Regions from separate parts of the Homo sapiens genome. Here region 2 is linked to region 1. Evidence: chromatin loops called from intact Hi-C (ENCODE). Cell type or tissue: heart left ventricle. All regions are shown on one strand.

Region 1 (2,500 bases):
ATGATTTTTTTTTAACTTATGAGAATAAGTAGGCTGTAGATTTCCTTTCAAGAGGGTAAAGGATCTATCAAGGTAGTAAAGATTATAAAATGTGCTATAAAAAGGAGGCATTGGGTCTGAGAGGGTTAGAAGTCTTTCTGCTGGGTAAAAACGCCCCGGGAAGGCTGTTGTGTAATGGGTTCCTGTCTGAAGCCTGGGAACACCTTTACAAGAAGAATGGAGTATTTGCTCTGAGTCTCACTGCTCCAAGTAGAAACTAAGGTCAGAGTTTCCTCAATTTCAGTCATGCTCTTGCCTTTAGTAGGGTTTTTACCATATCTGCCTATACCACTACTTACATAATATCTTTTTTAAAAAATCAAATAAATTCATTTTTACCTATATATATATATGTATTCTTTATTTATTTATTTTTTTTAGGGACAGGATCTTTGCCCTGTCTCCAGGTTGGAGTGCACTGGAGCAATTGTATCATAGCTCACTGTAGCCTTGACCTCCTGGATTTAAGTGATCTTCCCACCTCAGCCTCCTGAGTAGCTGGAACTACATGTGTGCACCACCATGCCTGACTAATTTTTTAATTTTTTTAAGAGATGTCTTTTCCCAGGCTGATCTCAAACTCCTGCCCTCAAGCGATCCTCCTGCCTTGGCCTCCCACAGTGCTAATTCACGAGTGTGAGTGACCATGCCCGGGCCCTTACTTACATATAACTTATATAAAATTAGTATCAATAAAAAACAGATTTGACGTGCTAATTACATTTTCTCTAGTACATGTTAAAATATACATGTAACGATTATAGTAAAAGATAAAAGGTTGTTTCTGTAACAAAAATATCGCCTGTGTTCCCATACCACGCTTTGGGAAATGGTGCTATAAAGGATTAAAGATTTGGAAAATATGACTTAAGGATAAAGGATGATCTAGTCACACCCTATAATTTTCTTTGTTTAGAAAAGACAAATTCTCCTTTTACTAAAATCCTCAATATTGTACTTTAAATATTTGTTTTATCACAAATACAAATAATTTGATATGTATGTAATATCACACCCATTCCACATATTGATAATCTTCACAAATATGCTGTTTGCTAAACTCTTCTTGGAAAAACTTCACACAATAGGGCAAACTCTCCAGCTGCTGTTGTCAGCATGTTATATATAATTTAACTTTAGTAAAAATAAAATACGCCATCCATAGCAACAAGTCATTTTGAATAAATGCCTTCAATATTTATTAATTCAACAAATATCTGTCAAGATCCTGCTATGTGAAAAAAAGCATTGTTCTGGGGACTAGGATATAGCAATGAACAAAATAAAGTCCTTTTCCTTGTGGAACTTATATTTTATTCACATAATATGAAAAGGGAGCTAATTTGATTTCCATTAGTCCTAAGAAGGAAATAGCTGAGGGCACAGCATTACTCTCCATATGGACTAGATGACTGAAACTTGGCCTCAGGGGATGTGGACACTTGATACTGTCATTTGACATTGTTTTATATAGCAAAGTGATTTTAATGTTCTTTCATTTGCATAGCTTTTCTAACAATATACTATTTTGTCGATGCTTTGCTTATATTTCTCAGTCCCATTTAAAATTGGGTTGCACAATTTTTTAAAAAATATTTTTCATCTTTTTAAAATTTTTATTGCTGTCATTTTTCTTCCCAGTGTATAAAATTGCACTCCACAATTTGGGCAGAATTTTAAAATTTTTAAATTCTTCCACCTAAGTTTTTATTTTTTATATATAATTTAAATTGCCCTGAATTCACCTTTGAGTCATACTTTTTCAATTTTCATGCCATTAATATTACTGATAAATGGTTACCAGGGCCTCTTAATTAGTATTTAAAGGAGTATAAGTATTCATTTTCTTAACCTTCTCTACTTAAGACACTTAAAAACTCATAACAAAGGGTGATTTAAGATGGTGAGAACTGTTCAATAGAAAGTTCAAAAATAAGAGACTCACTCTTGTCATAAGACTATGGTGACATGTCTTAATTTCTAGAGAGTGGGTGTTTCTTATACATCCAGCTATTAATGTTAGATAAAATTAATCTATTGTATTACTCTATTAGTCATTTCCAAACAGCTGAAATAAAAACCCACTGATTTATTTTCAAAATCTCAGGTGGTACCACTGGCCTTAATTGGTTCAGCAAATGGAAATTGCAACAATAAGAAAGCTAAACTCTTCACAAAGATTGTTTTGAAGTTCCAGTTAATAATTGCTGTTTAAATTAATTGACTCTGAAACATTCTAAGATTCTGAGAAGTCATGAGTCACTGGGGAAGAGTTAAGTTATGCCTCAAATAGCTTTTGTGTTAGGAGTTTTTGATTATGCTATAATTCTTTCAAAACAGGTTATCCTTGTTTGGCAATTCCCAGCGAAGAGACCATTTGACCAACTAGAACTTGCTTGTCCTTTAATATATTAGGCAGCACTTATCTTTGAAGACATTTCCTTCTGAGATGTTATAATCT
Region 2 (2,500 bases), 49 kb before region 1:
TTAAAAAGAGCAACTTCACATAGTTCAAACTAACACTTTCCTGAATTTTCCTTACTTTCTACAATTAACCTGCCCTACTTTTAAAATCAGAAAAATGACATTAAAGCATTTACCTGTGATAGAAGGAATAATAATGATTATGATAATGGCTTTTGTAATAAAGTTTTCACATATATTATTGTATAACAATTATTCTTCTGGCAAAAACAATTTATAACACTGTGTTCCACAAAGACACATAAAAATATATTTTTCATTGGAATCCATAGATGTGAAATGAATATTTTAGGAAAGAAATATTGAGTAACAAACAGGATGAATGCAGGTACTGACCAGGAGAAGTCTGGTCACCCCAGAGTCCTTTCCCATTTCCCTTGCATTTTCTTCTTTCCTGTCCTCACTATTCTTCCTTTCCTTCTCCTTCTTTCTTCCTTGTCTCTCTCCTTACCTCCTCTTTTCTTCTTCTCACTTGATCTTTTGCTCTAGTTTTTAGTTCTTTTTGCATTTAATTCTTTCAATCTTTGCAATTTATTATTCTAGTAAGAGGCATAAGTTTTTATTCCATGCACGAGAACTGGTTTTATTTAGTTCCAGGGAGTAAAAATTTATCAGAACTGAAATTCCTCCTGCAAATTTCACATTCCTCTGGGTGCTAGGAAACAGCATGAGATCAAATCAGAGGGCCAGGAATCAATCCACAACCCAGAGTATACTGCTTGTTCAGTTGGGAGACAGCACTTGGTCCTTGACCTCAAGTTATGTGCTTGTCTTGAAGAAGGGTACAGCAATCTATGTACTCTTTTCACCTAGGTTTCTTGGGTTCTGCACGTGTTCATTAAACAGATCAGAATTAATGGTGGCCTTGGAAGACAGTATTAGCAGCTAACTTGGGGCCACCAGGAAAATGAAACAATGGCCTCAGATTTAGTGGGACTCAGCCTACATACCATGGCTATCAAATAGTGAACCAGAAAATGAGTGTCTCCCCTTCTGTTTAAAGTGCAAGAGACGTAAGGTAAATTAATTGGTGAAAAAAATGCTAGGGCCATTTCAATTACTTAGCAAAAGACATTTTAGAAAAGAATTTCTGACTTCTATTTTTGCTGAGACTAGCAATTACAAAATATACTTTTTTGAACTCTAGCTTTAGAATGCCTGGGTTCCTTCTTGATAAATATTTACTATTTGGAGCTACATGGAAGGACAATTTTGCTAAACTAAAGGTCGGGAATTTGGCAAAGTCGAGCACTGATACTGAAGCGTGTGAAAACTGAGAGCTGTTTATTATCCCTTTTCCTGACTGTAGGTCATTGACTCTGCAAGGCCCTTTCAAAGCACACAGAGAGATTTTGGTTTCTGGGTTGCTGTAACTGACACCAAATCTCCTCTGATAGACAGCTCAGTGCAGGCAGGAAGTACAGCCGGGGGGCTCTCTGCCATTCACGCAAAAGGTCCCAAGCCTGCCCTAGAGAAAGTGGCTTATCTTTACTGCATGCACATCAGTATGTTTCATCTCGGCAGCACTTACGTCATTTCCTTTGGCAAATGAGCAAGAAGCCTTGATTCTCGAAGCATGCCAATTGTAGATCGCCAGTGATGATTCTCCAGCACAGACATATTCTAGAAAGAAAGAAAATAAGAGTTATAAATGAGAGGGAAGCCAGATACTGATCTTTCATGCTGAACACAGCTCCACGGACGCTAGCATTTTCCCTCCAGTTTGTACTTGATGACCCAGAGGCAGACCAGGAAAAAAAAACCCAAAAGATAAAACAACCATGAGGTCTAGTCTCAAGGCTGTGATGATGATGGGAGAACAGCAGGGCCTGCGGCTCACCCTCTGCTGCAGGGTTGAATGAGGATCTATTTCCAGCATCATTCACTCCTGCCTCTGCCCCTCTTCCAATAGCTCAGTCAGGCCACGCTAAATGTAAGAAAGAAAGTGAAGCAGTGACAGCTTTCTACATACGGCTAGCCAGTTTTCCCAGCACCATTTATTAAATAGGGAATCCTTTCCCCATTGCTTGTTTTTCTCAGGTTTGTCAAAGATCAGATAGTTGTAGATATGTGGCGTTATTTCTGAGGGCTCTGTTCTGTTCCATTGATCTATATCTCTGTTTTGGTACCAGTACCATGCTGTTTTGGTTACTGTAGCCTTGTAGTATATTTTGAAGTCAGGTAGCATGATGCCTCCAGCTTTGTTCTTTTGGCTTAGGATTGACTTGGCAATGCGGGCTCTTTTTGGTTCGATATGAACTTTAAAGTAGTTTTTTCCAATTCTGTGAAGAAAGTCATTGGTAGTTTGATGGGGATGGCATTGAATCTATAAATTACCTTGGGCAGTATGGCCATTTTCATGATATTGATTCTTCCTACCCATGAGCATGGAATGTTCTTCCATTTGTTTGTATCCTCTTTTATTTCATTGAGCAGTGGTTTGTAGTTCTCCTTGAAGAGGTCCTTCACGTCCCTTGTAAGTTGGATTCCTAGGTATTTTATT

What was found. Peaks named below come from ENCODE experiments on the same cell type or tissue, not always from the same donor. Only the 100,000 strongest peaks of a DNase experiment are listed, where the experiment ranks them.
Region 2: it touches region 1 in a loop (1.8-fold over the local background); 2 of 110 quality-filtered maps call a loop at or near these places.

Annotation. Positions count from the first base shown.
Region 1 is chr6:136,123,488-136,125,987 of GRCh38, reverse strand. All of the region lies in intron 3 of PDE7B (phosphodiesterase 7B), which reads right to left. Among named protein-coding and RNA genes, the nearest start is that of PDE7B-AS1, 52 kb to the right of the region's middle. In heart left ventricle, no CTCF peak of the experiment used is centred here; no DNase peak of the experiment used is centred here.
Region 2 is chr6:136,172,917-136,175,416 of GRCh38, reverse strand. PDE7B (phosphodiesterase 7B) reads right to left here. Exons shown (of 13, transcript NM_018945.4): 9 at 1,529-1,620. Among named protein-coding and RNA genes, the nearest start is that of MTFR2, 76 kb to the left of the region's middle. In heart left ventricle, no CTCF peak of the experiment used is centred here; a DNase peak (open chromatin) is centred at 1,431; H3K27ac peaks cover 1,576 bases.